4 separate regions of the Mus musculus genome follow, and regions 2, 3 and 4 are each linked to region 1. Evidence: chromatin loops called from intact Hi-C (ENCODE). Cell type or tissue: heart. All regions are shown on one strand. Links, peaks and the distances in the headings refer to the core of each region. The heading gives the core; the rest is flanking DNA.

Region 1 (8,382 bases), core at 3,383-8,382:
GCGTGCGCATCGCACCCTCAAAGCCTATCTTATAAAACAGAAGAGGGGAACTTTTGAGGAGACTGTACCCCGAGCACCAAGAGTGTCTGTGTCTTTGGCACTCTTTACACTCAATTTTTTAAATATTGATGCTCATGGCCATACTGCGGCTGAACGTCATTGTTCAGAGCCAGATAGGCCCAATGAGATGGTTAAATGGAAAAATGTCCTTGATAATAAATGGTATGGCCCGGATCCTATTTTGATAAGATCCAGGGGAGCTATCTGTGTTTTCCCACAGAATGAAGACAACCCATTTTGGGTACCAGAAAGACTCACCCGAAAAATCCAGACTGACCAAGGGAATACTGATGTCCCTCGTCTTGGTGATGTCCAGGGCGTCAATAATAAAGAGAGAGCAGCGTTGGGGGATAATGTCGACATTTCCACTCCCAATGACGGTGATGTATAATGCTCAAGTATTCTCCTGCTTTTTTACCACTAACTAGGAACTGGGTTTAGCCTTGATTCAGACAGCCTTGGCTCTGTCTGGACAGGTCCAGACAACTGACACCATTAACACTTTGTCAGCCTCAGTGACTACAGTCATAGATAAACAGGCCTCAGCTAATGTCAAGATACAGAGAGGTCTCATGCTGGTTAATCAACTCATAGATCTTGTCTAGGAACAACTAGATGTATTATGGCAAATAGCTCAGCTGGGGTGTAAACAAAAGTTTCCGGGATTGTGTGTTACTTCCATTCAGTATGTTAAATTTACTAGGGCAGCTAATTTGTCAAAAAGTCTTTTTCAGTATATGTTACAGAATTGGATGGCTGAATTTGAACAGATCCTTCGGGAATTGAGACTTCAGGTCAACTCCACGCGCTTGGACCTGTCCCTGACCAAAGGATTACCCAATTGGATCTCCTCAGCATTTTCTCTCTTTAAAAAATGGGTGGGATTAATATTATTTGGAGATACACTTTGCTGTGGATTAGTGTTGCTTCTTTGATTGGTCTGTAAGCTTAAGGCCCAAACTAGGAGAGACAAGGTGGTTATTGCCCAGGCGCTTGCAGGACTAGAACATGGAGCTTCCCCTGATATATGGTTATCTATGCTTAGGCAATAGGTCGCTGGCCACTCAGCTCTTATATCTCACGAGGCTAGACTCATTGCACGGGATAGAGTGAGTGTGCTTCAGCAGCCCGAGAGAGTTGCACGGCTAAGCACTGCAATGGAAAGGCTCTGCGGCATATATGAGCCTATTCTAGGGAGACATGTCATCTTTCATGAAGGTTCAGTGTCCTAGTTCCCTTCCCCCAGGCAAAACGACACGGGAGCAGGTCAGGGTTGCTCTGGGTAAAAGCCTGTGAGCCTAAGAGCTAATCCTGTACATGGCTCCTTTACCTACACACTGGGGATTTGACCTCTATCTCCACTCTCATTAATATGGGTGGCCTATTTGCTCTTATTAAAAGGAAAGGGGGAGATGTTGGGAGCCGCCCCCACATTCGCCGTTACAAGATGGCGCCGACAGCTGTGTTCTAAGTGGTAAACAAATAATCTGCGCATGTGCCAAGGGTATCTTATGACTACTTGTGCTCTGCCTTCCCCGTGACGTCAACTCGGCCGATGGGCTGCAGCCAATCAAGGAGTGACACGTCCGAGGCGAAGGAGAATTCTCCTTAAAAAGGGACGGGGTTTCGTTTTCTCCCTCTCTTGCTTCTTGCTCTCTTGCTTCTTGCTCTCTTGCTTCTTACACTCCTGCTCCTGAAGATGTAAGCAATAAAGTTTTGCCGCAGAAGATTCTGGTCTGTTGCGTCTTTCCTGGCCGGTCGTGAGAACGCGTCTAATAACAGCTGGAGCCATGGATCCTTCATATATACTCTTTGGTTGGTAGTTTAGTCCCTGGGAGCTTTTGGGGGGAGACTTTGCCAGTAAGCACTTCTTGGCATCAGCAATTGTGTCGGGTTTTTAATACTGTTCCTACTGTATGTTATCACTTTCAACTATGATTTTCAAATATTCTCTTTGCAAGGCCTCTTAAACATTTCATAATTTCTTCTCTCCTTCTCTCCTTCTCTCCTGTTTTCCCATTCCTCCCACTTTCCTCCTTCCTTTCCCTTCTTTTGGTGTTTTGCATTAGGGTCTTCCCATATAGCCTAGGTTGCCCTAGAACTCTTGCCTCAGCCTCCTGAATGCTAGGATAACTTTCATGTACCACCATGCCTGACTTCTCTTAGCTGTCAGATTCTCAGTTGTCTTCTGTTTGAGAATAAAGATGAGAGTCCCATGCCTTGCTTAGTTTTATGTCCTATTTTCTTCTACTTACAAGGTTCCATAATTGTAAGGAAGCATAGGTTCAGCAGCCAAGATTCGTTGAAAACAATGTGATTTTTGAAAGAAATTTCTGAGAATATTGCTCTAGAAATGGATTTTCTTTACTTCTGGATTTAAGAGTTAGGAAAAAAATCCTACCTCCCCCAAACAGTTGAAAATACAAGTCAAAAGGGTGGGGAATGAGTTACTAGAAGGTATGATGAGAGGGAAAATGGTTGAGACTAAGCATGAGATCTCTTTGTCTTTTGGCTTTACTAAGAACCATTTTTGATGCATCAATGACTAGCACCAGAGAGTTCAGATGCAGAAGGTATTTTAACAGTTGGATAGACCCTAGTGCTGGGATATTTTAAATGGTGCTATAAGGGAAACAATGGCTTGTAGTGAGATAACATCTGTCAATGATAAAAGTGTTCTTAGGCACTTAATTAGTTTTTAGGGTAAGTTTTAGGCCCTGAGAATGAAAAGAGCAGGACGGGTTCCTCCAGACTTAATGGAAATATTAGTGGCTTATTCGTATAGGTTCTCCCTTAAGGGATACAGAACAGAATTCTTACCCTTTGATTAAACTACAAGTGGCAACTCTGGGTATTTGGAACTTGACAAAGACCCCGTTATTAAAAAAATATAATATGGTAGGGGGATGCATTGCTTCAGAATGAGCAGTAAGCACCAGGATTCCATGCCATTGATTAAACTTAAAAGGGAAGATAGAGACAAGAATCAAGGCCAACTTGGGTAAAATAAGGCTGGGATAGAGTGCTAAGAGAAGTTAAGTGTATATATTAGGTCTCTGTCACAACATATAACAGTCATATGTTCTTGAACTTGAAGATGAGAACTAAGGAAATCTATTAGTTGTTTAAGTTTGGTAGAAGAATAATTAATTTGCCCTCTAAGAAATGCAGCCTAGTAATCTTTGACAGAGACTATAAATAGAGAAGGGAGTTATTATAAACATAGCTAGCTCATTCTTTTTGTTAAGTAAACTTCTGATTGTCTTGTCACAATCCTTACATTTTATTTCAGAATCCTCAGGCCCTGGGTTGGTGTACAGAGGGATGTGTTCTGTCTATGGGCTTTTGAGAAAGTCAGACTTTTAGACCTACAAAAATCTTGACAACAGCTAAAAGATGTTTAAAGAACTGCTAAGCAAAGCAGATTTATAAAAGTGGCTTTGAATTCTATTTTCCAGGCAATAATCCTTTGTACAGTCCTCTTCATTTATGAACAATGAAATTTTGGTTACTTTGTGGGGGTGCACAAATAATTCAAAAGTTGCTTGTATCAATTTGAAAAATGAATCCTAAAGATACCTCTATGGTTTTGGCATACAGACACTGTAGCTTTTTAAAACCACTAATAGTCTAGCCCACTAATCTTTTCATTAACATGTCTATTTTATCTCAGATGACAAGCTCAGATTTAAAAATAACAATACAATAACTTTAACTTGTTTTATAAGTTTTTATTTTAAAACAATGACCTAAAATGGTATTTTAGTAATGGTGATGCTTGTTTTGTCATGCCCTTCTATATGAACTCAAAATATGTAGGTCAAGTTTCCTATTTAGTCTTCAATTGATTCTGTGTGTGTGTTTGGGGGGTGTGTGGTCTGTGATGATTTTATGTACAGGATTTAAAAGATACTTGTTGAGTTTAGCTAAAATGAGTTTCCTCTTTTCATGTCTAGTGGAAAAAAAGATTCAGTGAATTTTTATCATTTAGGACATTTGGGTAACCATTTGAACACTCCATTAAATATTTTTTCTTTATCTAACACATAAAAAAGCCAAGGAAATTCTGGTCTTTTCCCACATTTGTCAAATTCTTGTGTTAATTCTTCAGTGATTTCTATTATGTGTGTGAATTATGACTATATATGAAAATGGTCTGCTTTAGGTCATGGCTATGGGCTTAGATTAATTGGTGAAAAATAGGTCTGTTTGTGGGATTTACCACACAGTAAGGTTTCTCATCTCCCTGGAAAAATGTGGAATTAGCTTTTTAAGAAAAGCAGGCCTGTCATGAGGTTGAAGGGAGTTTCAGTGGAGGGAAACAGTTTACACTTTCTAAGGCAGTTATGACTGGTTGGATTCCAGGGCAATCCCTTTCATTCAGCAAAGTTCTTTTCTCCAACCTTTACGTCTGTCTTTGCTAATATCACTTCTACTTTTGTCTTTCCTAGTGTACCAGTTTCACAGGTCTTTCACAGAAAACATAATTGGCTTCTTTCAAGGCCAACCCCATTCAAGTTGATAGTGGTATTAGGACTGTGGGACTCCCTTCCCTCCTTTCCCCAAAGAACACACCCCACAAAACACACCGTTGCACAGAACAAGTCTCTCACTTGGAAAGAACCTTTGGGACAGCAGGTCTATGTGAAACAGTGCATGTCTGGCAAGGATGCTAATCACAGGACTGGATATTAGTTCTTAGCCTCACTGAAAAGGGTTCTTCAGCAAGACGTGCTCGCTATCAGAGTGCACTCTCCAGGGGTCCTCCTCCCTTGAGCCCCTGAAGGGATTCAAGGCCTGCTGCTGGGCCCCAAATCTCCCTTGCCCTGGAAGCCAGATGTGACTGACAGTGTTGAGTTTCTTCATTCTGGTCTGGCCTCAGTGTTGGCTGAGCCTCCAGCTTCATGTCTCCATTCACAGTCTGAGGGCACACCATGAGCTCTCACCTCACTAGGCACTGCCCTTGGGGTCCATGTCTCCCCAAGACCTCGCAGTGACCTGAGTGGGTCTTGTATGTGACTTACCTCAAAGGGGACTGTGCTTCGGGGCGTCTCAGGACTGTGATCAGTCCCTCCCATCTGCCAAAGAGCTCGCCGCTCTGTGGCAGTCCGGGGGGTAGGGGTTCCGACTTCAGCAGTGGAGCTCTCGGTGGCCCGCGCGCGCTCCCCGAGGGGTCCAAGTCTGGCAGCCTGACGCGACGGCTGTCTCACTGGAGCGACCAGCCGGGCCGTGGGCGCGCGCTCCCCCGCGGGGTCCCGGATGCGCATCCTGACGCGGGCCGCGGCCGCCCCAGTGGCGACCGGCCGAGCTACGGGAGCGCGCGGGGCCGCCGGCGGGGCGCGCGCCCGGCAGGGGCAGCCGCGGGGGAGGAGCGCCCGATCGCGCGCCCAACGGACCAGGCTGCGGCCGTGAGGTAACTGTTGCAGCGCGCGGGAGCTGGGAGGCGACGCCGCCGTCTCCCGTCCCGAGCCGCGCTTGAGGGAAAAGGGAAGAGGCGTCCGCGGCGGTCCCGGGACACCAAGAAGCCCTTCTCGCCGCTCTCAGTGGCCGGCATGAGGCGGACGCCGCCGCCCCTCAGCCCGCGCGCCGGGGATCCCGGCCGGTGGCGGCGGCGGGCGCAGCCGTGACCGCTCTGCGAAGCTCGGGGCGCCCAGAACGCGGAGGGCGGCGCGGGGTCGGCAAGCGCCAGCGGCCCCCCGGCGGCCCGGGGCCATGAGGAAAGACGAGCGCGAGCGGGACGCGCCAGCCATGAGGTCCCCGCCGCCGCCGCCAGCCTCGGCCGCCTCGCCCCCCGAGAGCCTGCGCAACGGCTACGTGAAGAGCTGCGTGAGCCCGCTGCGGCAGGACCCTCCGCGCAGCTTCTTCTTCCACCTCTGCCGCTTCTGCAACGTGGAGCCGCCGGCGGCCTCGCTCCGCGCCGGGGCACGCCTCTCGCTCGGCGTCCTGGCCGCCTTTGTCCTGGCCGCGCTGCTGGGCGCGAGGCCCGAGCGCTGGGCGGCCGCGGCAGCCGGGCTCCGGACGCTGCTGAGCGCCTGCTCGCTCAGCCTCAGCCCGCTCTTCAGCATCGCCTGTGCCTTCTTCTTCCTCACCTGTTTCCTGACGCGCGCGCAGCGCGGCCCGGGCCGCGGCGCCGGCTCCTGGTGGCTGCTGGCGCTGCCCGCCTGCTGCTACCTGGGCGACTTCGCGGCGTGGCAGTGGTGGTCGTGGCTGCGTGGGGAGCCGGCGGCGGCGGGCCGGCTCTGCCTGGTGCTGAGCTGCGTGGGGCTGCTGACGCTCGCGCCCCGCGTGAGGCTGCGGCACGGCGTCCTGGTGCTGCTCTTCGCCGGCCTGGTGTGGTGGGTGTCCTTCTCCGGCCTCGGGGCTCTGCCGCCCGCGCTCAGGCCTCTGCTGTCGTGCCTGGTCGGGGGCGCGGGATGCCTGCTAGCCCTGGGCTTGGACCACTTCTTTCACGTCCGGGGAGCCTCCCCTCCGCCGCGCTCGGCGAGTACCGCGGAGGAAAAAGTGCCTGTGATCAGACCCCGGAGGAGGTCCAGCTGCGTGTCGCTGGGAGAAAGCGCAGCCGGTTACTATGGCAGTGGCAAGATGTTCAGGAGACCGTCGTTGCCTTGTATTTCCCGAGAACAGGTAGGGTTCTTGGGCGGGCATGGTCTGGGAAGAGGAGCGCGGGGTGGAGGAGAAAGCGGAGCGCGGGTGGACCGCTTGCGTGTCCCCGGCGCAGGAGCGCAGCTGCGAAAGCGCGTGGGCTCGCTCAGAGGAAAGCAAGGGGCAGCAACCTGTGGTCTGCGCTGGAAAGGCTGCCCCAGTATGAGGGGCTCGTCAAAAAACGCAGAAGCCAGTGAGTGGCTTTTTCCCAGTGAGTGAGAATGAAATCATTCACTCTCTGACTTAGCTTCTACATAGGAGGAGAGTTTTCAAGAATGAGGTGACCGACTTGAGGTTTAGTAGATTTCACTGCTTCCACTTTGGACACACTAAGCTCCTACATATAGCATTTGGGTACAGTTTATCCGTTTGCTATTAACATGAGGATGCTTGCCCGGAGTTGACAAGCTGCCTTTAGAATAAAAGTGTGTATGCAGATTTTTTTTTGACAGTTCGGGCTCATTGCAAGTGGTGATGTGGGAGGACAAATGAGTGTTTTCATAGTTCAAAGAACAGAAATGAGCCTTGGAATTTAGACTTGGTTTAGATTAATAGACAGCAGTCTATACTAATACAATTAAAACTGTTTTTTACAGACTACAGACTAACTCATGGGCTTTGTTATTTGGGCTTTGTATTTCTTGCATAATTAGGAGAAAGTTTTAGCAATTTAACCTTTAAACTTAGTAATGTGTGGAAAGATGGCCAAAACATTTCCTCCCCCAACCCCCATAGGCTTTCATATTTTGTTTTTAAAGGCATTTGAAATCATCACGAGGGGATGAACTTGTATTTGTATTGCGTTGGGAGATCCACCTGGTCTATACTACCAAGAGATCCTTTAAGTATAGCTGCTCTATTGAGCATTTACCGAGGGCAAACCCTTTACATTTATTGTGTCAGATCTTTCCAAGAACTGTGTTTGGTTGGGTAACATTAACATTGGATTAGACAGACATGTGTTCAGGCAGACAGAAGAACTAGGGCTAAAAAAGTGTTAGTGTTAGGGTCTGATTAGATTTGTCAGTTCTCAGAGGTGTGTTCTCTGCAACTTAGAGGGTAACTGTAGGAACTTTATGGAGGACTGTATATCCTTAGGAGTAAGATTTTGCTGATTAGAGATATTTTTTCATACTGTGACCCAGAAGACAGGAAACAAAAGTTTCTTGTCCTTAACACTTTTGAGGCACTGGTCTCTCATCTCTTGTGTTCCCTTCAAAATAATCTGTGAGTCGCTACATTGATTTTTATGGCCTACTAAACACGGATCTGTATATAGCACAAGCAACATTTTCCTGCTGTTTCCTTTTCTGTTTTGAGACAGTGTCTTGCTGTATATTCTTGTCTGACTATCTTGGGTGGGTCTTGACCTGAGGGGTCTTCCCCTGAGGGGTCTTCCTGTCTCCTAGTCCTGAATGTACCACTTTGCTTTGCTTTATAGGCCACTCTTAGGCTCTGTTATTTTTTGGCTAGATGCTAGGAAAAATAAACAAACCAGTTATACCTTTTGTTTTCTCAGTTTACTACAAGCAATAAGGGGTAATATTTAGAAAATGTTTATCAAGTAAAAACTTGTTGATAGAAAATTGGCTATCAGCTGGTATCAGCTATTTTCATAGATTGGAATAAATTTGACTTTTATGTGACTAGATTGCACTTTTAACATTGGAAGAGTCCTTT
Region 2 (5,000 bases), core at 1-5,000, 78 kb after region 1:
CATAGGATTAGTGTATAATAAAATGTTCTTTATTTGAACGAAAAGTTAGAATCTTCATAGAAGTAGATTTGTAAAAGTTTATTAAATATAAAAGAAAAAGAAAATTAAATACGTAGTTGTTTTAAAAGTACTTCTAATATAATCATCGACCAAAATTAGTATCTTTTTAATAAAGATGAGTTTTTTTTGTTGTTGTTGTTTATTTTTTGGTTATGGGACACTGATGTACAAAGGAACAGATTTCAGGCCATATATAAAACACTAAATCAGCTGGTAAAACATTTTATTATAAGGGAAACAAAATGCTCTAATTTCATTTCTGAAAAATACTTCATACTGACTTGTAACATATGTACAGAAAAGTGTACAGTTGAGTGAGTGGATTTCCACAAGCTAAACCTCCCATTTAACTAGTACCATGTAACATCAGAGAGAATTGCTGTGGCCTCAGAGCCCCACCCACTGGATCCCCAGGGGGAATCCCTGTCCTGACTTCTAGTAATTGTTTCTTATTTTCTTTCACACTTTATATATGTATATATAAATGGAAATGGAATGATGTATATATTGAGTTCATTTTTATCACTTAAGCATTCTATATCAGAAAATGGAAATAGGAGTATGAGGAGAAAGAGAAAATAACTTGGAAACACATGTTGTATTTTATACACACTGCTAAGTTTTTGTTTTGGTAGATCTTTTTTTTTTTTTTTTTTTTTTTTTTTTCCATTTTTTATTAGGTATTTAGCTCATTTACATTTCCAATGCTATATGTTTTGGTAGATCTTTTTAAATTGCGAATGTTTACATGTGTAGTCTACTCTATAAAATTGTATTCCACATGGCATCTTGAAACATGCTTTTTCACAGTGAGAGAGATCTTAAGTATTTAATTATTTCTGCTACAGGAATTTGAACCATCCTCAGCTTTATTTCACTAGTTGTCTCAATATCAACTTTAAAAAAAATCAATGCTCCTTTGAATGGATGATTTTTATTTTCTATTTAAATGTTTTTATTTTATTTTATTATTTTGTGTGTTATGACTATATATATGCCTGAGCACCATGTGCATGTTTCAAAGACAAGAAGAGGATGTCTAGAGTTACAGAAGGTTGGGAGCCACCATGTGGGTACTGGGAAATGAAGCCAGGTCCTCTGGAAGAGCAGCAAGTACTTTTAACTGCTGAGTCATCACTCTAACCCCTGAGTTTTTGTTTTTGTTTTTTTTCATGACACAAATATTTATTGATTAATTTTCTTTAATAAGATGTTTACATGTTTATATCATGCTGTGTAATACTGTATATTGGACATATTTCCCTTCCCATAATCCTCCCCTTTCCCTTCCAGTAGTTCCCTTTATTCCCATGATAGTTGTAGTTCCACTTTCTTTTTAAATTAATTAATTGATTAATTAGTTTATATCCCAATAGCAGCCTCCTCTCAGACTTCACTCAGATCCTCCCCACATTCCTCCCTCCTCATCTCCTCACATGCTACACCTCCCCTGCACCCCTTTGTGGCACATCGTCATTGTAGTATTAGGCACATCCTCTCCCACTGAAGCTAGATAAGGTAGTCCAATTAGGGGAACAGGATGCACAGGCAGGCAGACAACAAATTCAGGGACAGCCCCTGCTACAGTTGTTGGGGGACCAGCATGAAGACCAAGCTGCGCATCTGTTACATATCTGCAGGGGCCCTAGGTCCAGCCCATGCTCACTTTTCCCATGGGTAAGAACCAATTCCTGACACTATTAATGTTACTCTGCTGTGCTTGCAGACAAGAGCCTATCATAACTGTTCTCAGAGGCTTCACCCAGCAGCCAATAAAAAGAGATGCAGAGGCCCACAGCAAAACATTAGATGGAGCTTACGGAGTCTTATGGAAGAGCTGAGGGAAGGATTGAGGGACCTGAATAGGACAGGGACTCCACAGGGAGACCAACAGTCACCTAACCTGGACCTTTGGGGGCTCCTAGAGACTAAATTTTATTTTTAAACAGTATGTGCAGTAGCCACAATTACCCCTAAAATGAAAATGTCCTCTGGACTTTTATGCTACCACAGTAGTCAGATAAAATCAGGGAGTAGGCCACACCTGACTTGAAATGGAATATTTCCTTGAGTAGCTACTGTAATGGATTTTGTTATCATTCATATCCACAAAGATCCCCAGTTTCCAGTTAAAAGAGAATCTAAATTACTGGCAAAGTCTAAAGATAAATAAGTAGTAAGGGCAGAATGGGCTTGTTGACAAGCTTGTGTGTGATATTAGGCATCTCTGCCCTTATCAAAGTGTAGCATTCATTTCTAGAAGGACACAGCTCATAAATGTACAACCTGATGCCTTTTCTCATACTGAAGAATTGACATTCCCAATCTCTCTTAGGCCATCTCTGATCATTCTTACAGAATAATTTCAGAGATGCTTAATACTTAGTTTTATTGAAATTACATGAGCTCACATCTTTATTTAGTTCTGATATGTAGGAGGATAGTATTTCAACCAGTTCTCTGTGGAAAACAGTGTTACTCTCACATTATTTTCAGTAAGAGAGACAAGTTAGCATCAGACCAACTCTTGGCCTAAAACTAGAAAAGCTGAATTAAATACTATAGCATCCATTCAAGGCGACACAGCACAACCAAGTGTTCAGAGCATGACAGGGCAAAGACTCATAGCTAAGGCGGAAGATAGACATGACGCAAAGGAAGTAGCCCAAGTGCTTTCTTCTCCAACCCCTTTGGACTGAACTGCAGAAGCAAGGTAACCACAGAACATTATCCTCTGGAAAGACAATAAGGTGCACACGTTGTACGGCATCTTAGTCTAAGGCCTGCCACCTGCAGAAGACTTTTTTAGTGTTAAACTCTCTGTGTAACAAATACATATTTTTTCCTCTTTTTTTTTGTTTTGTTTGTTTTTTAGAATTCTGGAGGTGGAAATGGAGTTGATCTTTCAGTGCTAAATGAAGCTCGCAATATGGTGTCAGACCTGCTGATTGACCCAAGCCTTCCCCCACAAGTCATTTCTTCTCTGCGGAGTATCAGTAGCTTGATGGGTGCTTTCTCAGGTTCCTGTAGGCCAAAGATTAATTCTTTTACACCATTTCCTGGATTTTATCCCTGCTCTGAAGTAGAAGATCCAGTTGAGAAAGGAGATCGAAAACTTCACAAGGTTAAAACACAGTAATCATCCAGCCTTATTTATCTCATTTAATGATTTGTCTTCATTAAAGCATTCCTCTCTATATGTTATATAATACACTCTTTCTTTTCCAAAGATCAGCTTCTTTTGTATCATGCTGCTGGAGCTTTATAGACAGTTATGAATGAAAGTAATTCTGTACTCACTTTTCAGTCATTTCTTCCCAGGGCTGAGGAAATATCATGCTTCTAGCAATTTTTATTTTAAGTATCAATGTTATATTTAGCAGTTGCAGTTTATATGCTAAGAACTATATGATATCATTATAGTAAGAAGTAGATAGCAGCAAGGAACTTAAGTCTAGGTTTATATAAAAGAGATCATATCATTAATCTCTTTTCATTTATAGAGTCCTGTAATTACATTGGTTGAACCAAGAGCAAATGGCCATTATAATAATATTACTTAATGATTTGTATTACTATTACTTAATGATTTTTACAGATTCAAAACCCTGATTGTCTTTACTTCCTGGCATTTTTATAGCTCAGGGAACATAGGTTTTTCCATAATTAGATATGGAATTAATTTTGTCTTGGTACTTAAAAATAAGATTTACTTTAGAAATTAATACATATAGAATATATTAACTTGGTACACATTATGCTTGTTTATTGTGCTGTTATCTATTGTTGAATTGTGACACCTCGCCAATATCTAAAATTATACAGCTTTAAAGCTAAAAATATTTTAAGGATTACTGTAGTTCAGTTGTTTAGAACTAACCAAGGAAATATAAAATTCAAATAACTTATTTTTTAAAATTGTGCTAGTTTATACAGAACCTAGAAAAGGAAAATATGGAATTTTTGAGTTAATTTGATTTTGTCAGGTCTCAATATTTGGGTTTATAAATGTTGAAAAATAAAGCAAGGACAGTTACAGACTTTAAAACTATTGATCATCTGGGTCATAGATAGTTAATCGATGCTTCTACTTTCATAAAATCTAGCAAGTAGTGCCCATATTCACTAGAGTTCATTTCACACTGGTATTGATTTATGTGACTTTTTAGTACACCACATAATTACAAGCACCAATTCTCAAGCTAGTCATGAGTTTTCTTTTTCCTTTTCCTTTCCCACTGACATTTATTAGTCTAAGGTAGTGATTTTTGAAGAGAGTAATTCTTGAAAATTGTGATCATTAGCGGGTGTAGCGGCGTCCTCCTGTAACTGCAGCACTGGGGAGGTGGGGACTGAGCACTGGGTTACATGCTAAGACTTTGCCCCAAAACTTTAAACAAGAAAACAATAATATTCTAGTCAGAAAAGACCCATTGAGAGCTTTACCTTAGTGTGTAGAAAAGTTTTCTTGTATATTTAAAAAAACATTTTAAACGCAATATTAATTAAGCAGAATGTCTAAATAACTCATTTCCTAGGCTTTGTAGATAATTACATTATTTAGAGTGCTGGAATCTGCTGATGTAATTCATTTAAAAACAAGGAAGTAACAATTTTGCCTTTTCTTTGTGTTCTTTAAACTGCTTATTAGAATTTCATATCTAATTTGTCTCTGATTTTGGAAAAGCTTATAAACAAAGATTTATCAGAAAAAAGTCTCAGAATTTGTGAAAAAAAATAGTAAAAGAAAAGGGGATAGAGACAAATGATTCTCTTTTTATTAATTTATTTATTCACTTTATATCCTGATCGAAGCCCTCCTCCTCCCAGTCCCACTCCCCCTAGTCCATCTCTCCAGTACTCCTCTGCTTCTCAGAGAAGGGGAAGTCTCCTAGGGGTACCAGTATGCCCAGCAGGGGGATCCAAAGGCAGGCAACAGG
Region 3 (8,382 bases), core at 366-5,365, 110 kb before region 1:
CAGCAACAACAACAACAACAACCACAACCACAACCAACAACAAATTGTCTCTTGATTCAGATGGAGAGAACTGGAAACATAAAAACGAGTTTTATTTTAACTACTAGACAGGGTCATCTTTCAAAAGGTAGGGCAGGTGGAATTGTAGCTAACAATTATTATAACATCTTGTATTCACAAGGTCCTGGGTTCAATAACGTGCAGGATACAAACAAACAAACAAACAAACAAAGACAACATTTAGATTGAAAAGAGGATGGGGGATTGCTTCTGAGGGGACTGCTTTGACCCTCCCCTTCCCCTCCAGCCTGATGCTGGCGCCATTCTGCACCCTCGGTGCAGCAATGTGAAGTGTCCCCTTTCAACAGGAGGTATTGCCTCAGAGGAATGATTGCTATTTAGAGTCTAGCAGAAAGAGAGATTTTGAAGTTTCTTTAGAAGAAGTGTTTTCTAAAATTTGCCTTTGAACATCTGGTGAGTCAAAAAAGCTGCCAGCAGATTTCGAGTTGGTGGTAGACAGGGTGAAACCTCACAAATAAACATGGAGGAAGGTAGAGGGACCTTCCTGTGGTAAAGGAAAATTCCGGGTAAGAAACTATGTCTACAAAGACCAAGTGACTGATTAAAACTGCAGTCATGTGGAGCTGTTAGAATGTTTCAAGTCTAGAGGCCAATTACCTATCTTGGGACAGCCTTGGGCAAGGAATATTTTATTCCTTGCCTGCTCGGAGTTTCACCTTGTGAGTCGTAGAGAAACTGGAATCTGTTTGCTTAGCAGACCACTAGCTTCCAGCAACTCAAAAGCTAAGAATGTCATCCAAAAGCATACGAAGAAGCATACGAGGCCTATAGGGACATTTCCCTTATCTTGCTCTAACTGCATGTGCATTCTGACATGCCAGCAGCATCTCACTGTGCTTTTGATTTGTGTTTTTCTCATGGCCAGCAGTGTGGGACACACTTCTTGCTTTTTTGTCTCCTTTGCAGAAATATTTCCCTTCCACCCCACCCCCATTTTCTAATTGGGTTGTTCATTACTATTTGAACGCTCTCTATGGTCTTTTGTCAGCTGTCTGGATAACAATGCTTCTTATAACACTGCCTCCTCCTTCTCCTCCTCAGGCCATACATTTTCATCTTTGATAGGATCTTTTGTAGAGCAAAGATTTTAAACTTAAGCAAGCACACTTTATCATTTTTTCCCATGTTTCATTTTTGGCCATCAAATATAAGAACTCCACAGAGCCCTAGACCTGGAAGAGTTTTTCTCCTCTCACTCACCGTTTTAGCCAAAGATTTTTATTTGTTTGTTTGTTTGCTTGCTTGCTTATACACCATGTCTCACACAACTCAGGGTGGCCATGAACTCACTCTGTAACAGAGGATGGCCTTGAATTTCTGATCCTTCTGCTTCCATCTCCTGAATGCTGGGATTATGGTGTTGGTCTCTGTGCCTGTTTGATGCAGTGTTGGGATTGCAGACAAGGGCTTCATGCATGCTAGTCAAACATTCTACCCACTGAGTAGCATCACCAGCCCCTAAATCATTTCTAATTTGGCATTTTCCTTCTACATCTCTTATGCATTTTGAGATAATCTTTCTTTGCCTATGGGAATCCCAACTGTTTTTTGAGAGACCATTTCCTCCTTTGAATTATGAAACCAGCATTTCTGTAGGGATTACATCTTTAATATTCTATTTCATTGATCTGAGTCTATCCTTCCACTAATATTATACTGTTTTCTATTTTCTTAAATAGATATGGTCTGTTAAAAGTCCGTGTCTGAGTTAGTGGAAATCTTTTCGATTCTTTTTGCTTGGTTTCCATTTGAGTCTCACTCCACTGCCCATGCAGATCTTAGACCCACAGGTTCACATGCTGCTCTTGAGTTCTACCCTTGTGTGCTTGGAAACAGGCATGGCCCAGGGCATCCACTTTGAGTGCCTTACTTAGGGTTTTACTGCTGTGAACAGACACCATGACCAAGGCAAATCTTATTAAAACATTTAATTGGGGCTGGCTTACAGGTTCAGAGGTGTCCAGTCTAGTATCATCAAGGTGGGAGCATGGCAGCATCCAGGCAGGCATGGTGCAGGTGGAGCTGAGAGTTCTACATCTTCATCTGAAGGCTGCTATGAGGCTGGATGAGGGTCTTAAAGCCCATGTCTATAGTGACATACCTATTTCAACAAGGCCACACCTCCAAATAGTGCTACTTCCTGGGCCAAGCATATTCAAATCATGATATTGAGTAATGGGTATCTTATTTAGATAATAGCACTGACTATAGACAAAGTGGTTAAATAATTTGTTGGAGAGAGATTTGGAGGCTTGGCCTGTCCTCTAACCACAGGCTTTACCATGAACATGTTTTTATCTCCTACCAGAACGCCTTTCAGTGGCCTTGGTGTTGGCATTTTGCCAGCAGCATACCCTGAGACTTAGGATCAGCAGTAGTTCTCTGTCACCGTTACATTTATTGTAGGCAGGTTGAGGATGTGGTTGACTGTGTCACATGGTGTCCTCTGAGGTGGACAGATGGGAAAACTGTCTCTCAGCCTCGGTACTACAAATAGATCTGTTTCTCCTGAGTAAGTGGTTTGTTTTTGTCTCCTGGACACTGTGAAACTATACAGATGATTACGTTTCCTGCTTTGTGCTGGCTGCTACAAACTCAGAACGGAAATTTAGCCTCCCAGTTGCAGTAATGTACCCTGGGCCTGGAATTACTCTTGACTTAGCTTAGTGTTTTCTCCTCTAATATTTTTATCTCTCTTATTTCCCATAACCTGAATTTTTAACTAACAAACTGCATATAAGTACATAATTAAAAGTCACATATGAGGTTTTAATACCAAGACAGTGGTTCACTGGCCATACTTCCCACCTCTGATTTTGTCCTGCATAGTCAACTGTTGCCACAACTTTAGCTACTTATTCTGTAGTTTGTCTATATCTGTCTCCAGACTTTGCATTGTTAGATAATCTCTTGATTTCTTAACCAGCTTAAGGTCTGGTTGTCATGTTACCATCAACAACACATCCTCCCAGAATTCCAGATTCCTCTGCTGGATTTCACACAACGATGATCTTCTTTATTTGCCTCTACTCTCTGCCCGCTCCCCAACATTCATCTCTGCTCCCAACCTCCATCCCGCAACCCTCCTGCATCGGTAATCACCTTATTTTTTTTTCTAACTCTATTAAACTAAATTTTCTTTTATTTATTTATTTATTTATTTTTAATTTGTCTCTTTTTTTTGAGACAGTATCTTATATGTAGCTTTGGTTATCTTAGACCAGGCTGACCACAAACTCACAGAGATCCTCCTGCCTCTGCCTACAAAGTGCTGGGATTAAAAGGATGTGACACCATGCCTGGCTATACTTTTATTTCCTAGCAGCCTTTTTCTGTCTCTCTGAATGTTCCCTGATGCCTCCTCGTCCTTTGTTTGCTTTAAAGGATGTTCTGTAATTTACTGTCTTTGGGTCTTTTATTCTTTATTCACAGCAGAGGCAATGGAAGTGGGGGAGAGAATTATGTGAATCTCAAAGAGACACAAAGGAAGTGAAATAATTGTAATAACCTACAATCCATTGGAAATCTAAACCTGCCACTTGGGAGTTTTGTATAGAAGACCCAAACACTGAAACTTTTGATCCAATTAAACGACAATTATTCAGTGTTTTCTCATGGTTTGCAACAGGAACTTTGTAATGAGATGACGTCAGCTGCCTCCTAGCTGTGCCTTATTTGGGGAAAATGGGAAGGTTTGAGAATTCCCACTTCCTGGACAACTTCCTCTGAGGCCAGTGCTTTTTAACATGAAAATTTCTAAGGGCAAAGAGGATGTGAGGTGACCTGGAACCTCCACTGTGGCCCACAACTGGGTTATACGTCTCATTCTCAGCTGTGGAGAGACAAGGTCTGCTGAGGCAGCAACTTTTATCTTCCACAGCAAGTTGGAGGCTACAGGCTGTTGTCACCGTGAAGGAGGCATCAGCTGTCATTATTTAAAAGGCTCTTCTGTTAGACAGGTCAGCTTTACCATCTGAGAAATCTTTTGCTTATGGATTTGTAACCTCAGTGTTTTAGTTAGGATTTTACTACTATGAACACATACAATGACCACGGCAACTCTTTTTTTTTTTTTTTTTTTTTTAGATTTATTTATTTATTATATGTAAGTACACTGTAGCTGTCTTCAGACACTCCAGAAGAGGGAGTCAGATCTTGTTACAGATGGTTGTGAGCCACCATGTGGTTGCTGGGATTTGAACTCCGGACCTTCGGAAGAGCAGTCGGGTGCTCTTACCCACTGAGCCATCTCACCAGCCCAACCACGGCAACTCTTATAAGGACATTTAATTGGGGCTGGCTTACAGGTTCAGAGGTACAGAACATTATCATCAAGGTAGGAGCATGGCAGCACCCAGGCAGGCATGGCACAGGAGGAGCTGAGAGTTCTACATCTTGTTCCAAAGGCAAAGAGGAGAAGACTGGCATCCTCCATGGTTAGAAGGAAGGTCTCATTGCCCCCCCCCCCCTCCACAGTGACACACTTCCTCCAATAAGACCACACCTCCTAATAGTGTCATTCCCTGGGTCAAACATATTCAAACCACCCCATAACACTCCCTGGCCCCCATAGGCTTGTTCAAACTCATGAGTCTGTGGGGGCCATACCTACCCATAGCATAATAAAAATTACAATTTCCAAAGTCCCCATAGTCTATAGCAGTCTCAACAATGTTAAAAGTCCAAAGTTCAAGGGCTTTTCTGAGATTCATCCAATTACTTAACTATAAAGACAGGAAACCAGCTGGGCAAACTCCAAACTCTGCATCTCCATGGCTGATGTCAAAGCAGTCTTCAGATCTCCAACTCCATTTTCATCTTTGTTGACTACAACAAACTTCTCCTTGGTCTTTCTCCTGCAACTCTCTTGAATCTTTTATACTCTCATTATTTCCCCCTCTTTCTTCCTGCCAGTGTCTCATCTCCTATTTCCTGCCTCAGCTCATTGGCCATCGGCTGTTTTATTGACAGGTAATGCTTATAAGAGATTCTCTTACAGCCTTCTATGTCTCTCATTCTCAACTGTGAGTTTGAAGTCATCAATACTACTGGAAAAGAAATTTCCTTGCCCTTTATAATCCGTGGCTGCATGGTCATGAACTTCCACATAATTTCTGGCTGTTGCACCGGGCACAAGCACCAACATGGCTACAGGTGGCAATAAAGACCACAGTTATTCCCATAACCTTCGGTGACAACATAGTCCATGCACAGCAACATGGCCCCTGGCCACAGCAGTCCCGTGATGGCAGCACAAGGCCTGCTGTGGTCACCAACTTGGCCCTTGGTGGCAGCACAGACCTACCACATACGTCACCAAGACACTGGGTGGTGACATGGACCATGGACATCAACATGGATTCAGGTGGCAGCATGATGCTATGAATATTGTCGTCATAAGGTCTGGCATCTTTTTTACTCCCCCCCCCCCCCCCTTTAAAAATTTTTTGCCTTGACATTTTCTTTTCTTTTCTTTTTTTCTTTTTTTTTCTCCTGGCTATTTTCTTTATTTACATTTCAAATTTTATCCCCTTTCCCAGTCCCCCGCCTCCTGGAAATCCCCTATCCCTTCCCCCCCTCCTGTTTCTATGAGTGTTTTCCCCACCCACCTACTCACTCCCTCTTCCCTGCCCTTGAATTCTCCTACACTGGGACATTGAGCCTTCACAGGACCAAGGGTCTCTCTTCCCTTTGATGCCTGACAAGGCCATCCTCTGCTACATATGCAGCTGGAGACATGGGTCTCTCCATGTGTACTCCTTAGTTGGTGGTTTAGTCCCTTGGAGCTCTGTGGGGGGGGGGGTCTGGTTGGTTGATATTATTTATGGTTCTTCCTATGTGGTTGCAAATACCTTCAGCTCCTACACTCCTTTCCCTCTCTTTTTTTTCTTAGATATTTTCTTCATTTACATTTCAAATATTATCCTCAAAGTCCCCTATATCCTCCCCCCGCCCTGCTCCCCAACCCACCCACTCCTGCTTCCTGGCCCTGGCATTCCCCTGTATTGGGGCATATGATCTTCGCAAGACCAAAGGCCTCTCCTCCCATTGATGGCCAACTAGGCCATCCTCTGCTACATATGCAGTTAGAGACGAGCTCTGGGGGTACTGGTTAGGTCTGGCATCTTAAAGCAGCCACTGGAGAGGCTGGGTTGTGTTTCTCATTCTTCCTGTCCAGCTGGTCTTTGAAGACTGATTGAGCCATAGACATTGATACATAGTGGCTGAGCATACTCCACTTTACTACACAAAATATGGTGGAACCCTTACACAAGAATTCTGTTAAGTGTTAGAACAAACATATTGTTGCTTCAGTGGGATTTGCCACAAGACAGGCACACCAGCCATGTGCTTCCAGTGTTTGCTCTTAGGGAAGTTTGGAGAGAGATGGTTGTATTTCTAGAATTGTATTTAATAACCCTAAGGAAACATAAGTAGAACCTAGCGTCACTTAAGAGATGACTCTGAGTTGCCAGGCAAGAGGTTTGCTGGAAGAAGGGGAAACGAAGAGAGGAAGGAAGAAAAGAGGAAGGCAAAGGAAGGGAAGAATTTCCACTTAGAGTTTTATCCTTCAAGAACTTGAAAGTGTAATCATTTGGAAGCAATTGACTATAGAACAGGGCTGTAATCCCAGTGGGAAGAAAAGATGACGATTCTGTAAGGTGTAGTTCCTCACTACCTCCCCTCTGCTCCCCTTCAGATCCACTCCCTTTCTTCTCTCATTAGAAAAGAACAGGCTGCTAAGAGACAACAGCCAAACATGGCAAAATAAAACCTAATAAGATGAAGCAAAAGGTATCATATTGAAGTTAGAAACTGCAACTTAACAGGAGGAAAAAGAATCCCAAGAGCAGGCATGAGAGTCAGAGAGCCACTTGTTCTCACAGCCAGCAAGCAGTCCCATAAACATACTAAGCTAAAGGTTGTGGTATGTACACAGAGGACCTGGTGCAGACCCACGCAGGCCTGTGCTTGCTGCTTCAGTCTCTGTGAGCTCATACATACCTCTCTTAGTTGCTTCTGAGGGTTTTCTTTTCCTGGTGCCCTCCATCCTCTCACCCTTACACTCTTTCTGCCTCCACTTCTATGGGATTCTTCGAGCTCTGAGGGGAGAGATTTAATGGTGACCTCTCGTTTACATTCCACACTATCTTATAAACTCTTCCAAACTGAATGTCCCTCCTTTCTACTTCCTGTGTGTCTCTCTATCCATCCTTCTGACTTCTTTTCACTCTATGTTTTTTTCCTATGTTCACTCCCTGTCAACTGGTTGCTTGCTCCACCTCTTGACCTACTGTTGACTTTATTTAATCTTCTTTACAATAAATAGAAAGCTCTTGGATTAAAGGTGTGTGCTAGGGATGAGCCACACCCCAACTAGATACAATCTCAGTATATAATCTCACAGTGTGATCAATTATCCTTCAGTGTTCTTGGATCTAAAAATGTGTGTTAAGGCTGAGCTACAGCACAACTAGAAACAGTTTTTCCAGTATACAATCTTGGTGGTGGGGGTGTTACAATGTGATCAAATACTCTGCAACAGTGATGTGAGCTAGGTGTGATGGAAATACTGGACATCTCTGTTTGTGGGAGTCTGAGGCAGAAAGATCACTATGATTTTGAGGCCAGCCTTAGTTCCAGAGTGAGTTTGAGGCAAGCTTGGATGCCATAGTGGGACCCTATCTCAGCAACACCTAAGACAAAACAAAATAACAACAAAATGCAAAAACACCATCACCACCAAAACAACTGTAACAGTGATAGAGTCACTGTAGTGACCCCAGGAGAAGAGGGTTCCATGGGAATTATCTTTCGGGCGCTGCTTCATGAGGCAGGAGAGTCTGACCTTATACCCTTTCATCTGGCATTGACCAGTCATTGGAAGTTGAGGAGAGGGTTGTAACCTTGGGCAGGGCTGCTTTCTTCAGTGGAGGGCAAATCTTGGAAAGACATGGGACTGAGAATGGCTGCCAACACCCTCAGCAGGTAAGATAATGATGCTTCACTGAGAAGGGGTATCTAGGTTGTTCAGACAGAATTTACTGTAACCACTAAGCAGTAGGGATTCTCTTCTGAATTTCAGCAGTTCTCAGGAATTCTAGAATGAAGATAGATTGGGAGAATAGTAAGTTATGAGATAAACTATATGCCAATCACAGTTGGTAAGATAGGAAAATTCATTAAAAACTGAAGATTAGTTTCATGTATATTTAATAACAAAAATTATTTCTAAATAGATCAAAGAAGTGAAGAGAATTCTGTCTCCTTAATTAGTGAGGCTGATAATGTTTCCAGCTT
Region 4 (8,382 bases), core at 2,749-7,748, 120 kb before region 1:
TTACACGTGCAAAACAAACAGTGCTATGGGGTGGGGGTGGGGGGATAGATGCTATCTTGAAGCAGGTGGTTTCTAGAGTGTGTTGGAAAGCGATAGAGAGAGGGAAATTGCTTTTTTTTTCATTTTGTTTTTCAATTTTAGTAAAAGAAACATTTCTATAAAAGGAATTTCAATTGACCCATTATGCCTAATATAATTAATTACAAATGTAAATAACAATTATTTTTCAAGTGGCCTATAAGAAAAATAAAACTTCAGAAGGATAGCACAAAATAGAAGAGCGATAGAAAATATAGATATAGAAAGATAAAAAGATATAGAAAAAGATAAAATAAAGATATAGAAAATAAAGAGCGATTTTCCTTCTAAATAATCGTTCCAGATTTCTAGCAAAAATGTTTTGAACTCACTAAGAGTCTTTCTATATTTTTAAATTTAGAAAATCTCTTTCATATATATGAATACACAAACACACACACAGTGGGAATCAAACTAAGGCTTTGGGTATGATAGTTAAGATGTCTTCCATGGAGCCTAAGCCCTATTTCTCTATATTTACTTGTGTATACATTCCCCCATGACCTTTTTGCCAAATAATATATGTCGTATATGTTTATTTTACAAAAAAATTCAAAATATCAAATCCCTACTGAAAGAAGAATCCCAATTTGCATCTTAAACCTAAGTCTCTCTAGGCCAGACTCAATGAAGCCTAACATTGAAAAGAAAAGTTGCTGCTGGCGTTCTGGGTCTTTCCAGCATCCAGATGGCCTGTCTGTAGCCTCGCCAGAACCAAACCCTTCCTGCTGCCTGTTCAGCTGGCCTTGGGTGGCAGCCCCAAACTACACCAGCTTCCATAACCATTAACTCTTGATTGCCCATGATTCTTAAGAAAAGGTAGGGCTTCCAATGTGAATTTGGTTGAAAGAGTACACCAAGTGTTAATCTAGAAGCCCGGCCTGGTGTATATAATATTGACCCCTGTCCACCGTGACAAGCTTCCTCTTACAGTAGCTCAGCCAACTATTGGCATGAGAGGAGCAGCATTTTGGAAGGGAGTGTGTGTGGGCAGCTTGCAGGTGAGGACAGGGCTGCCAAAGCAGGCCATGCGGTTTGTCCTGTGCCTACACACCCAGGACCTGACTTGGGCCTTTCCAGAGCATGTGTATACACAGGGCTGTTCTGCTGTTTGGGGTGTGGTTAATTTCAAAAAAACATAAAAAAAAAAGTCATTGGCAAGATTTCATGCAGCAAACAAGAATGCGCAGAGGCAGATATAAAATGACCATACTTGGATTTAAGTGGGGATTTCTCTGAAGCAGCTGAGCCAGGAAAACAAACCTGCTCCGTGTTTTTAAAGTACTCTCAGAAATCTTGCTGGTGGCAGCCATTGTTTTCATATGCATTTCACCGGGAGGTAATGTAATACCCAGCAGCAAGCTAAGCTTGAAGGTAAAGACTCCCTGTGGCTTTGCTCTTCTCCGTCGCCTAGCAAGGTTAGAAACTCATCTGCAAGGTTGCTTCTCCATTGGCTGGAAAATGCATTCTCAGATAAAAGCTGTGACCCATGTCACATTCTTCCTTATGCGTCTGTTTTCACTTATTTAAATGATGTGATGATGATGTTACCAAGAGATTATACTTTGCGCAGTTAATTAGATACCTGAGATAGTCCCAGCCCAATACAAAGTCCCAGTTTGGGACTGGAGATGTGGCTCAGTTGATATTGTCTACTTAGAATACACAAAGCCTTGGGTTTGATCTCCAGTATCACAAAAAGTGGCGTGATGGTACACACTGTCATCCCTGCACTTGAGAGGCAGAAGCAAGAGGATCCAGAGTTTAAAATCATTCTCAGCTACACAACCATTTCACGCCTTGGGATACATGAGACCCTCTCTCAAACAGTAAATAAACAATAAAAGAAAGACAAGAAACAACTTTCTGGTTTCTAGATCAGAGTCCATGAGCAAAGGGGAGCATTGCAAAGTGTTTGGTTTTATAGATCTCGAAGAGGAGAGTTCTCAGAAGAAAGGAAAGAGAAATAAAAAAGAAACATAAATTAGAGCTGTAAAGAACGGAGCTTAAAGACACTACTTAGGGAAGGAAGAATTTAAAAAGATCGTTGAGGTGAAAAGGAAGTATCTAAAAAAAATAAAAATAGCTCTCCCTTTGCTGATTTGCCGCATTCGGCCTGGAGTGATGGGCGGCTGCTCTAAGCGGAACCTCTCAGCAGTCAACATAAAAGGCCACTCTGACACAGGCTTCTTTTTGTGGCTTCACAACTTGGTCTCTTCCTTTGACCCTCTCCGCCCCTCAGCTCTTGTCTTCAGCCTCCCTACATGCTCCTCTGTATAAATGCACCGAGTTGCCTTCTGCACCGTGACCCTGTCTCCTTGTGGTGGACAAAGATCATGAACACGGGGCCTGTGCATCCAGCCATGTTGTCTCTGGCTAGCCTGGGTAACACTCCTCCCAGTTGGAACCAGTCCTCAGGGCTCTTTCCTCTGAAAGACACAGTGCACTACAGGCGCTTGGGAAAGAGTCTGTCCCCAGGAGAGGTGCACTATCACTGCCTCGATGTCATGGTTCAGAGGTTCAGTGCACCCTTCTAGAAAATAAGCCCAGACCACCCACATGCCAAGAGCAGAAAGCACACCAGTTCTGCGTGTCAATGTCTGTTTTTCAGTTCCATAATTGCTTTCTCACTAAAAATTGATGCTATTTGGCTTGCAATGGGACAATAAAATACTAGCACCATAGAGGAAATGTGAGAAAAAAATGTTACAAAAGCAAAAAGGGAACCAAGTGTGGCTAGACGTCAGCCTTTCCTCTTAGCACGTCTGAAGATAAGCCCAGCTAAAGAGGAAGACTGGTAAAAAGGAGAAAAAAAGATTAAGTTGTCTAGTGTTGGTTATTCTTTTTAAAGAATTTTTTTTAAAAGTACACTTTAGCTTTGTGAAAAGAAATTTACTTTCCTTTCGTGGGAGAAAGCCAAACTCAGGAGACCATTCCCAGGGTCTAGTGTCTAAGTTGGCATAAAACATACAAGTTGATACATAACAAGTTTCCTCCCTTAAATAAAATGCTCTATTTTCTCTACTTTCTCCATCGCCATGAAGGCTTTTTTTTTTTTTAAGAGCATCATTGCATAAAATCCTTTGACCAAATTTCACAATGCTCGTCTTATGCTAATAAGTCTTTATTTAGTTTCAGTCTTTCCAAACAAGCCTGCAAGTTTCTGACGCAGCACACAGCACGTACTCCTCTGGTCTTCACTGTCCTCTGTCCCTTGACCCGCTATGGAAATCTAGTTCAATCTTTTCACTTACAAAGGTGAAAACAGACCCTGTGTCCAGGGAGCTTTTTTTTTTTTTTTTGGTTTTCGTGCGGGGTGGGGGAGGGTCAGTGTTCACAGAACTGTGCGAGCCTCTCTGACCCAGGAAGGAGACTGGCCACCAGCCAGCCTAGCTGCCTCAGGAGCACTTCAGTTTCCTTGTGGCTCTCACTGACACAGTCCCTGCCCAGCCGGCCTGTGACTATTTAGCAGGGGTTTGTGAGCTCTGATACCGCTTCCTAACTGTCCACACTCGCCTTTCCCACATCGTGGTGCCTCTTGGAAAGCGGGAACTCCGAGTCCTGCTAAGGTGAAAAGAGTTGGAGTCCTGACCGTGGAGCCCCTTAGGATTTTCTCCTTTCCTTGAGAAGAGGGCTGTTCATTTAAAAGGATGCCAACATGTTCTATGGGGAGTACGCAGAGAATTTAGCATGATTTTTGGCATCAGGGTGGCTGGTTTCCGTTCGTCAGGAGAATATGCTATCTTCATTGTGTAAATATCTCATAAGTGCTGTCGTTTGTTGTGCGTGTATTTCTAAGAACTGAACCCACCACTCAGCCACACTCCCATGGCCCACAAAAGCGTTTTAACTTATTTTTTAGGCAGGACTTTGCCAAATTGCCCAGGCTATCCTTGAATTCTGATCATCCTGGGATTCCAGGCTTGTGCCACTTCACTTCATATATAATGGAGGGTGTGTGTGTGTGTGTGTGGGGCATAGCTTACCTTTATCAATATTTTTACCATGTGAAAATAGATTCCAGAAATAATTAAATGCATTAAATTGCTTTAGGACTTGCAGCTAAAGTTTTTGAAATTATAAATTATCTCTCATTTTAAAAGAGACTCAGCCTGTCCTCATTTTTAAATCTTCTATAATATTACCCCCACCTACCAACCCCAGAGAGAGGGACTTGCTCTGTTTGTAGACCAGCCTGACCTTGAACTCATAATTCTCTTTTCTTGGCCTCCCAAGTGCTGGGCCTACGTAAGTGTGCCACTATGCCCTGTGACATTTCCTTTCAAAAGGCAAAGGACAGGGAGTATACAGTTGTAGAAGTGCCTTTAAAGGACAAGGGTAGATCCCTTGTTGTGTTTTTCTCATTTTTGTTCCTTTTGATGACTTGGGTGATAATCACTCAGTTGCAAGCTTTCTTTTGTTGCTAACATTACCTTAACCGTCTCCTCTCCTCTCTCATTTGGGGTTGTCCAGAACCCAGCCATCTAGCCCACTTTATCTTCCAAAAGCTGGCAATCAGCCTTACCTGAAAACAAAACAAGACAAACTTGCCAGTTTGTTGGTAGCTTGTTGAAGGTAATTGACTACTTTTCAAGAGCTGGTTTCCTTCCCGTATTGTGTCACCTTTACCCCCGCTGTACTCCTCAGAGCTCTGGCTGAGTCTTCCCTCAAGTCCCAGAGGATGGCTTCCTCTGGGGAAAACAAAAAAACAAACAAACCAGAAGCAGCCGGTTTTACTGACTTGACATAAGTAAGGAAGCTGCAGGGCTCTCCACTCAACATCTGCACAGTAAATACCAGCACAAAAATGGGAGCGTCTTTGGACTCAACCTTTCTCACCCATTTTACAGGAGAGGAAAGTGAGGTTCGGAGAAACTGACAGTGTCCGCCTCTAGAGCAGGAGTTCTCCTTCTCTGTGTCAAAGATCACATGTGGTCCCTAGGAAGAATATTCTAAAATTTTATTTATTTTTCTTTTAACTTTTTATTGATTCTTTGTGAATTTCTTACCATGCACCCCAATCCCACTCATCTCCTGGTCCTTTCCTACCTACCCTTGCTACATTGTCCCCCAAAGGAAATAAAAAATAAAAATAAAAAGTAAAAACAAAACAAAACAAAAATGTCTCATTGTGGAAGCTGTAGTGTGTTATGGTGTGTTCCACACCATACTCCTTTGTCCACACATCTTCACTTGCAAATGTTCAGTGCAGTGAGCCATTGGTCTGGTTTGAGGCTTCTGCTACACTATCACTACTAGATCCTCATGAGAACTCCTTGGATAGTCTGTCATTGCCCTGTGTCATGGAGGTCCTGAAGCTTTGGTTCTGCAGAACCAGGGCCTTCGTGCTCTCCTGCAGTTTATAGATGGGGTAGATTCTGGGGCAGGCCAATTCAAAGCCCTGGACCTGGGTCTGGGTGGTAGCTGATCTGGTTAGCCTGCTTGCTCTTGGGCATCCACACCACTAGGGGGAGCTCTCCAGCACTGGCCCTGCTAGCTCACCCAACGCTGCAGCCATCAAGGGACTGGGCCAGCTGTCCTTCTCACATAACCTCCGGTCTGGCTCATCCTTGCCTTTGCCACCAGCGTTAGTTCAACTGTGCTGCCCAGGCGATGTGCAGGACCAGCTCTCCAGAGTGTTGTGGCAGTTGATGGGTGGGGCCAGCTCTCCTGCTAGCTACAGGTGGCAAGGGGTTGGGAGGCATCTCTTTAGGCCCATGATGTTGTGTGGCAGATGAGGGGTGGTGCCAGCTATCCTTCATCTATGCCACAGAAACAGCTTTCAGGCGAGGGGCAGGGACAGCTTTGCACAGTGCTCAGACCTCAGCCTGGCCCCTGGGGGCAGCCCGGACCATAATGGCCTTTGGTAGTAACATGGGCCTTGGCCATCAACACAGCCCTGACTGCAAGTGCCTTCGGTGACAGTCTGGGTCAGGATGTCACTAAGGCCTCAGTAGGCCACCCAGATCAGTTTGGCCCCCAGTGTCAGTTTGACCCCCAGATATCAACATGGTCTCAGGCAGCAGCCCAGACCACTGTCATCTGGAGGGACTGTGGTGGCACCATGGGCCACAGACATCAGCAGAGACCCGCAGCTACAGCAGCCAGACCCAGACATCAGCACAAGCTCTTCATGTCTACTTGTCCTTCACTGCAGTATCATCTCCAGTATCGCCTCTTTCCACAGTGTGTAATCCGCCCAGCTTTGCTTTCTCTTCCATCTCTCCATCCTGGCTTCCATCCCCCCCATCTCTCTATCACTTATTTGCTCATTATAGTGACACCTGCTTCAGGGTCTAGGTGGGTGCTTGGGTGTCTTTCTTCCAGTCACCCCAGGCCTCAGGACTGGGGGGCAGCTAAATTCAAGTACTCTTAAGCAAGTGCTCATACCCACTGAGCCATCTCCTCGGCCCACAAATTAATTTTTCTTTTGAGATAGGATCTCACTTTACCTTTGGACTAGAACTCACTATGGCACCCACTCACATTGGCTGGGCTCTCTCCCATCAACCACTGATTAAGACAATAGCCAACAGGCTGTCTGCATACAACCTAAGTCATTTCTCACTTGAGGTTCCCTTCTTTTGGATGATTATAGGTGGTGTCAAGTTGATATAAAACTAGCCAGCATACTATGTAAGCCAGGCTGGCCCAGTACTCAGAGAGATATGCCTTCCTCTGCCTCCCAAGTGCTGGGATTAAAGGTGTGTCCTTTATGATGATACCTGGCCCTATACTAGAACTTTTATGCTATAAGTAATAACATCATGGAAGTGAATGGACAGTTTGCAGAATGGGAGAAAACATTTGCAAATCATACATCGGATAAGGGCTTTGTATTTGAAACATATAAGGAGCTTTATAATTCAACAGTAGAGATAACTCAATTAAAGAATGGACAGCTTAGATAGTTCTTCATAGAAGATAGACACATGACTTTTAAGAACATGGAAAAATGTTAAACATTAAAGAAATGAAAACAAGACCCACAATGAGATGCTGAATTCATGCCTTCTATGCTAGTTATAATAAAAAGGACACAGGATAGCAAGTTTTGGAGAGGACACGGAGAAAGCAGAGTCTTTAAATACACGGCCAGTGATGAAGAGGGTATAACTGCTTTGAAGTACACTCCAGCTGTTTCCCGAAGGTTTAAACCTAGAGATACCACGTGACTGTGAAACTCTACTCCTAAGTATGAGCCCTAGGCAGATTAACAAGTACATATGACAACTTCCACACCAATGTTCTTAACAGTGTTGTTCATCAAGACCCAGAACAGATGCATCTACTTCACCCAGGGACACCCAGGCAGGAGTTAAACAGGCACTTATTGGCATTGTTAAAGACTTTATTATAAGCACATTTTGTGTGGGTATGGTGTGGACATATTTCTATCTGCATGTGAACAGGTACATGTACATATATGCATGTGGAGGTCAGAGCTTGAGCCAGGATCTCTCATTGGACCTGGAGTTCACTGACTCGGTTAGACTGGCTGCCCAGTGAGTACTAGGCATCTTCAGTGCTTAGAATTATAGGTGTGTGTCACTGTGCCAATGCTACAAGGATGCTGGGAATATGAACTAAGGCTCTCATGCTTGCACACCAAGTGCTTTAATGAGTGTAAGCTCCCTAGTCTTGTAAGCACCCACTTAATGTTTTATATGAATAATTAAAACCATCAAAAGATGATATTTGATGGTCCCTTCCCTTGCGCCTGACATTGTTCAGTGTGGAACTATTGACCAAGCACAGTCCTCGTGGCAGCCCAGCTATTTTAGACACTTTACAATTACTTGGAGTGTGCTCCAGCGTCAGGAAGACCCTACAGCCACAGCTGAGCACACACTCCAGTCATCACCCCACCACAAAGCCCACACCAGCTTCTGAAAGCTGCCTTCTAAGCAAAACAAGCCTTGGAGAACTTCTCCTGACCCTGTGGCACTTTTCACTGAAGCAAGTGCAGGATCGGTTCCCTTGGTGGTGATCTGTGACTGGTGCAAACAAGATCCTTCATTTGCATGAAAGACTATGCCATGGTTGGTGCGAATTCCCTAGCCACAGGCCCACCCCTTTCTCACTATATAAGCTGGGTCTGTGCTGATCCCCTGATGTAGCAGTATTAGGTCTACTAGAAACTCCTTTCCAGTAGTCTCTCTTGCCCACATTAGCTCTTTAGCACTGATGGGAAGGACTGAGTGGATGACACAGAGGAGGCAGTGGGGACCTAGCAGCACCTGTGATAAATGGCAGGAGGACAGCTGAATGCTTCCATACAGTGACAGGGTCTCTGTGGGGAGG

Evidence for each region. A loop is a pair of places that touch in the nucleus more often than their neighbours do. Peaks named below come from ENCODE experiments on the same cell type or tissue, not always from the same donor. Only the 100,000 strongest peaks of a DNase experiment are listed, where the experiment ranks them.
Region 2: a loop joins it to region 1, with 2.4 times the contacts of the local background. A loop is called at or near these places in 8 of 42 quality-filtered maps.
Region 3: it touches region 1 in a loop (3-fold over the local background); 12 of 42 quality-filtered maps call a loop at or near these places.
Region 4: it touches region 1 in a loop (3-fold over the local background); 19 of 42 quality-filtered maps call a loop at or near these places.

The regions. Positions count from the first base shown.
Region 1 is chr7:114,409,779-114,418,160 of GRCm38, forward strand. Pde3b (phosphodiesterase 3B, cGMP-inhibited) reads left to right here and starts at 5,476. Exons shown (of 16, transcript NM_011055.2): 1 at 5,476-6,684. The coding sequence starts at 5,773. 4933406I18Rik (RIKEN cDNA 4933406I18 gene) reads right to left here and starts at 5,383. Exons shown (of 4, transcript NR_029437.1): 1 at 5,085-5,383. In heart, for the core only: no CTCF peak of the experiment used is centred there; DNase peaks (open chromatin) are centred at 5,413 and 6,423; H3K4me3 peaks cover 3,500 bases; H3K27ac peaks cover 2,312 bases.
Region 2 is chr7:114,491,551-114,496,550 of GRCm38, forward strand. Pde3b (phosphodiesterase 3B, cGMP-inhibited) reads left to right here. Exons shown (of 16, transcript NM_011055.2): 3 at 2,936-3,184. Among named protein-coding and RNA genes, the nearest start is that of Cyp2r1, 69 kb to the right of the region's middle. In heart, for the core only: CTCF peaks have their summits at 2,672 and 4,969 (motif pointing right); no DNase peak of the experiment used is centred there.
Region 3 is chr7:114,299,111-114,307,492 of GRCm38, forward strand. No RefSeq gene overlaps it. Among named protein-coding and RNA genes, the nearest start is that of Psma1, 27 kb to the left of the region's middle. In heart, for the core only: no CTCF peak of the experiment used is centred there; no DNase peak of the experiment used is centred there.
Region 4 is chr7:114,289,344-114,297,725 of GRCm38, forward strand. No RefSeq gene overlaps it. Among named protein-coding and RNA genes, the nearest start is that of Psma1, 17 kb to the left of the region's middle. In heart, for the core only: a CTCF peak has its summit at 5,542 (motif pointing right); DNase peaks (open chromatin) are centred at 3,458 and 4,768; H3K4me3 peaks cover 719 bases; H3K27ac peaks cover 812 bases.